2 separate regions of the Homo sapiens genome follow, and region 1 is linked to region 2. Evidence: chromatin loops called from intact Hi-C (ENCODE). Cell type or tissue: HCT116. All regions are shown on one strand. Each heading gives the region's core, and the rest is flanking DNA. Links, peaks and the distances in the headings are about the cores only. Region 1 has its middle 48 kb from the start of LINC02808. Region 2 has its middle 45 kb from the start of LINC01562.

Evidence for each region. A loop is a pair of places that touch in the nucleus more often than their neighbours do. Peaks named below come from ENCODE experiments on the same cell type or tissue, not always from the same donor. Only the 100,000 strongest peaks of a DNase experiment are listed, where the experiment ranks them.
Region 1: it touches region 2 in a loop (16-fold over the local background); 22 of 110 quality-filtered maps call a loop at or near these places.

Annotation. Positions count from the first base shown.
Region 1 is chr1:50,366,270-50,371,652 of GRCh38, reverse strand. No RefSeq gene overlaps it. Among named protein-coding and RNA genes, the nearest start is that of LINC02808, 48 kb to the right of the region's middle. In HCT116, for the core only: CTCF peaks have their summits at 1,450, 1,654 (motif pointing left) and 3,012 (motif pointing left); a DNase peak (open chromatin) is centred at 3,052; H3K27me3 peaks cover 1,955 bases.
Region 2 is chr1:51,187,096-51,192,478 of GRCh38, reverse strand. No RefSeq gene overlaps it. Among named protein-coding and RNA genes, the nearest start is that of LINC01562, 45 kb to the left of the region's middle. In HCT116, for the core only: a CTCF peak has its summit at 2,854 (motif pointing right); a DNase peak (open chromatin) is centred at 2,888.

The DNA of each region.
Region 1 (5,383 bases), core at 135-5,134, 820 kb after region 2:
CCAAGGAGGGAGCCCCTAATGGTGCCTGGGGCAAGCATGGAAGACTTCCCAGAGCAGGTGGACTGGAGGAATGTAGTCTTGAGTGTTCCCTGGGCTGACTGGAGGAAGGTGGACCCAAGGGAGTTTTGGAGAGCAGAGTTGACAGGACATGAAGGTTGATTGGCCACGGGGATGAGAACAAGAGAAGCACTGGGTCTGGCAGAGTTTTTGGGCTTGGTTGGCTGAGGGCATGGAGATGGCAAAGTCTGAGGAGGGGAGAAGGAAGTCAGCTCATTTGTTGACACTTTGGGTCAAAGGTTTCTGTGGGACATGCAAGTGGAGATGGAGAGGAGGCAGCTGGGCATGTGAGTCTGTGCTCAGGTGAAAGATTTGGGCTGAAGACAGAGATTTCAGGAATTGTCAGCAGGGAAAAAGAGGAGTCTACTGAGGAGTCAAAGGAGATGTGGGCAGAGAGATAGGAGGAAAACCTGGAGCGCTGGCATCAAAGGAGCATGGGAGGTTTTTAAGGAGGGAGGGTTGACACTGCTTCAGGCTGCTAAAGGGCTGCTTTGGTAAATAGAGAGGTTTCCTTTCATTGCTTGTTTGGAAAATTCACTAAGCCTCTTCAGAGAGGGTGAGAAACTTTCAAGAGGCGACAAGGGGCCTTTGTTTCAGAGGAGTAGGGTGGAGGTGGAAGCCAGGGGAGAGGAGAAGAGCATTTGGGCAGGAGGGGAGAAAGCGAAGACTGTGGCGGCGATCTGCTGGCGTGTGGAGCCAGCTTCACTTCTGGTGGGAAGCTGCCAGGAGAGAGGAACTGGTGGATGAAGAGGTGCATGGGCAGAGAGTAGCTTTGGGCCAGAGAAAGGACTCTGCTTTTCAGAGGGGCAGAAGGACAGGGGCAAGGATTGTGGAGGTTGCTGGCCACTGTTGAAAAGAAAGCTGCTAGGGGTTGTTTTGGGGCCACAGTTGGCTCTGTGAATCAGTCTGGGGTCACCCGCTAAGAGTGAGTGAGGGCCAAGGAAGGAGGGGATGCATCAGGAGAGAGGACCATACGGTCACCAGTGGACACAGCAGGGGCTGACCCAGGGCTCCTTGAAGGAGGTCCCGAAGCTCACTCTCCTTTGAAGTGTTCACCGTCCCATGCACACATTCTTCTTGAGGTACATGGTTGAGAGGTGCAAAGGCATTGTTCCCAAGTTATTGTTGTTAGCTGAAAAGGCCAACCTGTATTGGGACGTTGCATCCCTGTGAGGGACTCCAATGCTACGAAGCATGGCAGCAGATCTGATTTAACGCAGCAGGGCTGATTGAATATCTGCTGTGTCTCAGGCACTGGAACACCAATAATTTCTGTCACTCTATGAAATAACCCAGTGAGAATATTATCATTCTCCTTTTCCAGATAACAGAACTCCCTGCTTGGAGAATCCTGTGTGCCAGGCTGACCCTTTGCATTAATCGCATCATTTCATCTTCTCACCCTGCCTTGTTGAGGAAGAGAGGATCATTATTATTCTCGTTTTGCAGATGAAGAGGTTGCGGCAGAGGAGGATGTTTAAGTACTTGACCTAGGGGCACCCAGCTGCAATTGGAGGTCAGGCTTTGGAGACCAGGTGCAGCCTTCCTCCCATAGCAACATGCTCCCTCTCCTGGTGACATCTGTTTGGCATGCTCACTATCCAGATATTTGTCCCTGACAGGCCAGAAATTGGGCGTGTGAGACATGAGCAGGACCGGATCCTCTTCTCTTTGTCCACAACAGGGATGGTGAGCACGTCCAACAGACCTCCCACCTGCTCTTCGCTCTGACCTTTCATTCCCAAGAGTAAGCTGCTTGAGAGCAAAACATGGTGTCAGCCCTGGGCCTGGCATCAGGCTGCACTCAGCAGGTAAATGTGGCACATATTTTAGCAATTGGGATGAACAGGCACTTTCTGTCCCGTGCTGAGGTAGAGGGTGAGGTGGAAAGGGTCAAATGACCTGATTTTGAATCCTGGCCCTCGTATTGCATGGCTGTAGGTCCCTGTGCTGTCATGCAATCTTACTGGGCTTCAGTTCCCCATCTGAAATATGGGGGAAGATTTTTTCAACAGCACTCCACAAACCTGGAAACCAAGGGTCCTCCTCCATGTAGGGATTCAACAATATCATTATCACCATCGTCATCACCATCATCATCATCACCATCATCATCATCATCATAATCACCATCATCATTGCCACCACCATTATCACCATCACCATCACCATCATAACTGTCATCATTATCACCACCATCATCATCATCATCACCACCATCTTCATTGTCACCATCATCATCACCACCACCATCACCATCATCATCACCACCACCATCATCATCATCACCATCATCATCACCAACATCATTATACCATCACCATCATCGCCATCATCATCATTATCACTACCATCATCATCATCACCACCACCATCACCACCACCACCATCACCCCCACCATTACCATCATCATCATCACCATCATCACCATCACCATCATCACTATCATCATTATACCACCATCATCATCATCATCACCACCACCACCATCATCATCATCATCGTTGGCGTTTGTTGAATGTTAGCCATGTGCCAGGTGCTGTTCTGGAGCTTTACACGTGTTATCTCATTTCATCCTCACAACCTTGTGAGGTAGATAAGAAAAGCAAGGCACAGAGAAGTTAAATAACCCTGCCAGTAGGTGCTGGTGCCCATGCTGTGACTGAAGGCTGGCCACGCCACCTCCCATCCTGTTTCTTCAACTATGAAACGAGCTCCTGTACTCCATGACACAGTGAGTGCCCAGCACCTTGCACATAGTAACTGTCCATATGTGCGGGATCACTACGTTAGTAGTGCTTCCTCCCTTTATCGCCCCGAGTCTGTCTCCCGCGCCCTTCTTTTTTCTGCCATCTCTTTTTAGTGTATTTTCTGTCCCTTTATATTCTCTCCCAGTCTCCTACCTTCTCCCACCCCATTCCCAAGACCCTCTCGGTTTTCTCTGCCTGTCCTCTGCTGCCCCCGTGTGGTATAATATAGAAAGTCAGTTCCTCGCGTGCCCCACTTTATCCCGGCCGCCGCGCACCTGGGTTTAACGCTGGAGGTGAGCGCTGGTAGATACAGGTGTGGACCGCCCTATGCATCCATGGGGCCGGGGCTGTGGGTTTGGCGCCGAGCCCCTGACTTGACTCACTCTCTGGATTTATTTTTACCTTGTTCTTGGTGCGGGGGACAGAGGCCTGGCTGCAGCCTCAGTTCCGAGTTAACAGCGGGTACTGACGTGCTCTTTCCTGAGCCTCAGCGCCAAAGGAGGGCTTTGGCCTGGGTGCAGGACCTCCTTTTTTGCCTCTAGAATTCAGCGAGATTTGAACTCTCAAGCCTTGTGCAGTTGACCCTACAGACGCCTCCCCTCATATGGTAACCGAGGGTTAAAATGCGTTCACAGAGGATTGTATTCACCTTCATGTCACAATGCCAATGAAAGACAGCCTTGGGATGTGAGCCCAATCTTCAAGTTCTTTCACATCACCCAGCCGCTTTTCAGAGCTTAATTATCCTCCCGTCAGAAGCCTGATGAACATCCTATTTCTAAACTGTTTTATATGGTTTCACAACATTTAGTTCTTTTATGTGCTTAAATATATTTTAAAATTGCACAAGCAATGCATGTCATTGTAGAAGATTAGAAAACATAGCAAAGGACTTCCAGTTGATGATGACAGGTTGGACATGTGGTTTTTCCTGAAACTCTACTAAAATGACAGCAAAGAGATTTTATTAAAATATTCAAACCCACAAGGACAAAGAGAACAACAGCGAAGACAGTAGCATTAAAATCTTCTTCTAGCTGTATTAAGGTATAATTGACAAAAATTGTATATATTTAAGGTGTACAACATGATGTTTTGATATAGGCATACATTGTGAAATGATTCCACAACCAAGCTAATTAACGTATCTGTCACCTCATACAGTTACCTTTTTTTTTTTTTTCTTTTTTGGTGTAGTGAGAATACTTAAGTCTTACCCTCCTAGCAAATTTCAAGCAGCATTTTGGAAGCTGGAGCAGAGAGCAACATTTGACGCAACAGACCTCAGAAAGCTGCATCTTACACCCTAACAGGTCTACATGAGCAACTGGGTTTACACTGGGAACCCCCAGAATACTCAGGCACTTCTAGAAGTAGGTTAGGCTAAAAACAGAAAGTAGTTAGAGCCCTTGATTCTTCTTCCTGCAGTCAGATGACACTCTCCCCCTATAATCCAGAAGACTAGAGGTTTATTTAGAGAGGATAAAACAGAGGGTCTGTGGCCTGGGAGGGGAGGTGCTTGGGAGTGGGAACCCTGTACTGAACACAGATTAGGTGAATGTTTATGTCCTGCATGTTCAGCACAGCACCCTTTTGCTGCCTCACTGGGCTCCTAGCACCTCCTTCCAGGCAGGAGACTGGAAGATGGTACTGAGTTGGTGTGGGGAGACACCCAATGAAATGGCCCAGTCAGAACACCCCGACTCCAGGGCTGCCTACTGTCAACAAACCAGACCCATGTGCACACAGTACCTGACCAGCTTTTAAATTTTCTCTTTTAAAAAATTTTTCTCCCTAAATTTCAGACAGGGAAAAAATTATAAGAATTCCTATCTACTTTTCACACCAGATTCCCCTAATATGTGCATTTTAAAAAATATAAGGATGCCCCTTTATCCCTTTACATGCTTTTAAACTTTGAAATGGGTTTTAGGCTGGGCGCTGTGGCTTATGCCTGTAATCCCAGTACTTTGGGAGGTCAAGATAGGAGGATGGTTTGAGCTGAGAGTTCAAGACCAGCCTGGGCAACATGGTGAAACCCCTTCCCTACAAAAAAAAAAAAAAAATTAGCCAGGTGTGGAGATGGGCACCTGGAGTCCCAGCTACTTGGGAGGCTGAGGTGGGAGGATTGCTTGATTCCAGGAGGCAGAGGTTGCTGTGAGGCAAGATCATGCTACTTGCACTTCAGCCTGGATGACAGAGTCAGACTCTGTTAAAGAAAGAGAAAAGAAAGAAAGAAAGAAAGAAAGAAAGAAAGAAAGAAAGAAAGAAAGAAAGAAAGAAAGAAAGAAAGAAAGGGAGAAGGAAAGAGAGAGAAAGAAAGATGGAGGGAAGGGAAGCGAAGGGAAGGGAAGGAGGGAGGGAGGGAGGAAGGAAGGAAGGAGAAGGGAAGGGAAGGGAAAGAAGGAAGGAAGGAAGGGACTTTGATTCAGGGCTATTATTTTATGTAACGAACTTATTTAGGTTTTGCCAACTGTGCCTATAATGTCCTTTAGAGCAGAAAAATTCCAGATTTTGTACTGCATTTAGTTGTCATGTCTCTTTAGCCTCTTTTAATCTGTAGCAGTTCCTTAGT
Region 2 (5,383 bases), core at 144-5,143:
GGACTGACATTTTAGGCAGAATAATTCTTTGTTAAGAAGGGCCATCCTCTGCATTGTAAGATGTTTAGAAAGCTTCTTAGCATTCTGTCCACTAGAGGCCAGTAGTGCGCCCTGCTTCTTTCCTGGGTTGTGATAACCACAAGAGTCTCCAGAAATTGCCAAATGTCTCTTGTGGAAGGGGGATGGCAAAATTATTCCTGATCTAGTAATAAATAAATAAATAAATAAATAAATAAAATAAAAAATATTGGTGATGCAGAATATAGAATGGAAGAATTGCTGGGGGAAATTTCTTTGAGTTGATGGGAAGGGATGGAATCTACTGCATAATAAGAATGGGTCTGCTAGATCACAGACTGCATCCACATTAACAGAGAAAGCAGAGGTGTGAGCACTGATGTAGCTAGGAGTTAGATGGGGGTGATGGGAACATATGGAAATTCCCCTCTAGTTGCCTGTGTTTTCTCGGTAAAATAAGCAAAGTAAGCAGCTGGAAAACAAGCACTGAAAAGAAGGTAAGTCACCATAGCATTTGCAGGAAAAAACAAAAAAATCAAAAGGAGGTATTGAAAGTTTTAGGAGACAGGAGATCTCATGGAGGTCATCTCAGAGAATGAAACATAAAATGGACTGGAGAAATACGTTGTAATTGCTAAGCAGCTTTACTATTCAGCAGTAAAGACATTAAGCGTAGAGTAAGACTAATTAACATTGGTATGTATTTTTCTCCAGTCCTACTCCAGGTCTTGGTCCAGGTACTGAGTAAGCAGAGAGTTGGATACAAGCAGAACTGCAGATTTGCCAAGAGAGTACCATGAAGTGAAGGGAGCAAGGGAGTCCAGGGGATATGCAAGAGAGTGATTATAATGATTGACCATGATATTTAAGCTGGATATAGAAGAATTTGTGTAGGGGATGGAAGATTGTGAAAAGGAATGTGGTAAGATCATCAGTGGCATATAGGTCCCTGTGGGATTGGAAGATTGTTGGAGTTGATATTAAAAAAGTGAGCTGGAAATATAGAAAGTCAGAGGGTGGGATCCCTGAAATTGAAATTATGGAGAGACACATTTATTGGTAGGGACAAGGTCTAGGGTATGAACATGGTAGTGAGTTTCAGGGCAGGGTCACAAAAGCAGATACACAGAGACATAAGGTATCCAATTCTGGGGGCTGAGGAGTTACAGCAAGACCTTACTGCAGTAACTAACATAAAAGGTCACCAACTTCCACTCTACCTTAGATGATCAGCCAAACTATTTATGGGAACATCATCCCCCTTGCTAGTGAGTGATTTAGGGATGGCCAAGTGGACAAGGGAAAGTATTGTGGGGAGCTTCTGGAAAATACTTCCTTATTCTACAGAAAGAAGAAGTTCCTCTTCTTCCTCTGGATTTTGTGATGCTTGAAACCTCTGTAGCCATCCTGTTACCAGCCTGAAGATGAAGCTAATGGTGAAAAAGGCAGATAAAGGGAAAATACGTGGGCTCTTTTTTTCTTTTCTTTTCTTTTTGTTTTTTTTGAGACCAGGTTGTCCAGGCCGGAGTGCTGTGGCTCCATCACAACTCACTGTAGCCTCAAACTCCTGGGCTCAAGCTATCCTTCCACCTCAGCCGCCTGAGTAGCTGGGACTAGAGGTGTGTGCCACCACACTCTGTTAATAATAATAATAAAAATATATAGAGACATGGTCTTGCTATGTTGCCCACGTTGGTGACCTCCTGGCCCCAAGTGATTCTCCTCCCTCAGCCTCCCAAAGTGCTGGGATTATAGGCATGAGCTACCATGCCTGGCAGACAGGGACAGTATTTCATCCTGAAGAAATTAGAGAGCCAAGGGAAGGGTTTTGGCAGGCTAAACAAACAAAAGGTTTGTTTAGGTTTTGAGGATAAGCATTTTCAAAAGGGAAATTCTTTTTCTCTGCCTTTTCCTGTAAGTAAAATTCCTATTGATTTCAAAAATCTACTCATTCATTCAGTAACTATTTACTAAGCACTTACCATGTGCCAATGAAAGTTACAGGAACTTAGGATACAGTGATGGACAAAACAAACATTCCTGACACCATGGATCTTTTGTCCTGTTCAAGCCAGATAGTACCTTCTCCAAGATGTCTGCCTGAAGTCTCTCAATCATACTTGCTATTTCCTTCTGCTTTTATGGCGCATTGTACTATGTTAATGACATTTATTGTAGTCTGCTTCAAGTTGGAGCCATGCTTCAAATGTTAAATATCTTCCACACTACACCAGGGGGTTCTTGAGTTTAGTGTCTACGTTATTAAACTGTCTCCCAAGAGCAGAATTGGTTTGGAGCAAGTAGAAGTGGATCTTGGTTGAATGAGCAAATTATTCTGTCTACAGCCTGAAGGGGTTAGTCCTACATGGTGGAGCTTTTATTGCAGCCGCTGCCAGGCATTCATTTGGAGGAATTGGGAGCCAATCTGTCATGGGCTTAGGCGATCTGGGAGCTGTATAGAAATGACATTCTCAATGAGTGATTATTACTGATAAGTGATAACAAAGTTCATTTGTATGACTATGGGCATAATAGGAAATGAAGGTCTGGATAATTCTATTATGAAATTCAAATAGCTGTCCAGTTTAATGAATGTAAATGGCTCTTTGATGAAGACATGGAATGATGCCAGTGAAAATGGTGACTGCAAGTAAGAAAATTTTTCTTTGGTTTAAACTTCAAAGACTGAATAACTGGGTCTTATATTTGTTTCCATATTTCACAAATTATTGAAATTTAGAGGAAAGATCTCTGATTTTCTTTAAAAAAGGATTACTGTAAAAACCTAAAGCAATTGTTTCTGCTGGATGTCAAATAGTTGCTGTTGTGTTGCTGCACAACCAACAGAGGGAGCCCTTGCCATAGAACCTAATAACTTCCTTACAGAGTTTGTACATTGGTAGAAAGCCAATGGAAGAACAGAAAAAATAAAAAGAATAGAGGAGTTAAGATGTTAAACAATTTGGTTTTAAACTGTATTGTGAATCTGGAATCTCTTTTATGAAACTGGGTTTGGGGGATTACAGATATTTCAAAAGAGTGTGTACGTGTATTGGATTTTTTAAAAGCTCTTTACATACTGCCATAGTGATCATTTATCTTTAAAGCACACAATTATATTACTCTTCTGCTTAAAACTCTCCAATGGTGTCTTCATCACTCATATGACAAATCCAACCTTATGGGGTTGTAAAGATTAAAGCAGATAATATATAGCATAATGCCTGGCGCATAGCTAAATTATCAGTAAATTCTTAGCTATTATTTTTTACTACTGTGTCTTTTACTGTACTGATGGTTCAGACTCGATGCTTTCCAAATGGCCCCATTCCTACTCTGGCTTTAATCTGCTTAACTCCCTTCTTGTCCTAGAGGTTTCAGGACCTCAGAAATCTTGCCTCACTTACAGTGTGGGAGCTCTTTTGGTACATATCATATTGTAATGATTTGCTCACATGTCTCTCCGACTTGAGAGCAGAAGTCATATCTCATAAGTTGTTCTGTCTCCAGGGCCTAGTAATAGAGCAACCAACTGTCCAGGTTTGCTTGGGATTATTCCAGTTTTGTTTTGTTTTTTTGAGATGGGGTCTTGCTATGTTGCCCAGGGCTGGGCTCAAGCAGTCCTTCTGCCTCACCCTCCTGAGTAGCTGGGATTATGGGCACACACCACCAGACCCCAGGCTATTTTTTGTTTTTTAGTTTTGTTTTTTGGAAAAAAGGCAAACACATTTATTCTTTTTTTTTTTTTTTGTAGAGACGAGGTTTTTCTATGTTGCTCAGGCTTGTCTCGGACTCAGCTCAAGTGATCCACCTGCCTTGACCTCCCAAAGTGCTGGGATTACAGGCATAAGCCACTGTGCCCAGCTCATACAAATTTATTAACATGTACACAGGGAGAACCATAGAGTGATTACCCTGACTGTTCCAGTTTTAGCATTGAAAATCTCATGTCCCTGGAACTCCTCAGTTCCAGGCAAACCAGGACAACTGGTCACCCTACCACAGATTCTGATACATAATAATAGTTCAATCAATAAATTTGTTTACCTAAGCAAATTATCTTTGATGAGTCAGTTTTGCTTCCTGGGCTTAAGTCTGTCCAACTATAACCAAAAATTTTAAACAAGATAATGTCTAAGGCCTATTTCAACTCTGATATTTTATTTTATTTATTAATTATTATTATTATTATTTCTTAGGGAGATATTCTCACTCTGTCACCTAGGCTGGAGTGCAGAGCTGTGATTATAGCTCACTGCAACTTCAGTCTCCTGGGCTCAAGTGATCCTCCCGCTTCAGCCTCCTGAGTAGCTAGGACTATAGGTGCAGTAACACCACGTTTGGCTAATTTTTTAAAAAAATTATTTTTTATATTTTGAGACAAAGTCTTGCTCTGTCACCCAGGTTGGGGTGCAGTGGCATGATCTCGGCTCACTGCAACCCCTGCCTCCTGGGTTCAAGCGATTCTCCTGCCTCAGCCCCCTGAGTAGCTAGGATTACAGGCACCTACCACCACACTGCCTGGCTCATTTTTGTATTTTTGGTAGAGACGAGGTTTCACCACGTTGGCCAGGCTAGTCTCAAACTCCTGACTGCAAGCATGAGCCACTGCACCCAGTCCCCTTTCTTTTTAAAGACAAGATCTCACTCTGTCACCCAACTGGAGTTCAGTGGCAGGATCATAGCTCACTTCAGCCTTGAACTCCTGGCCTCAAGTGATCCTCCTGCCTTGGCCTCCCAAAGTGCTGGGATTACAGGCATGAACCACCACACCTGGCCTTTTAATTATTTTTACAGATGGGGTCTTGCTCCATTGCCTAGGCTGGTCTTGAACTCCTGGGCTCAAGCAATCTTCCTGCCCTGGCCTCCCAAAGTGCTAGGATTACAGGTCTGAGCCACCACATCCAGCCCAACTCTGATGTTTTATAACTGGATGTCACATTTATTGCCTGCCTTCACTCATCATTTTACTTTATACTCAGGAAATCTTAAATAGTCACCATTCTAATTTTTTTTAAAAAGCACTGCTGAAAATAGTCATGATACATAAGTAAAAAGTAAGATATAAATCTTATATATGCCATAATCCCAATTTTGTAAATATGTATATTTTTATGTTTAAGAGAAGAAAAGTGAATGCAATTGTGAACTTTTAAGTTATGGATAGTTTTTCCCACTTTCTGCATTTTCAAAACTCTCTACAATGATTGCATGATTTTATAGGCAGTCAGCAAGAGATACAAAACACTAATCTTTATGCTGATGTGGCAGTGGGTATACTTCATTTATTTATTTATTTTTTGAGACAGAGTCTCACTTTGTCATGCAGGCTGGAGTACAGTGGTGGGATCTTGGCTCACTGCAA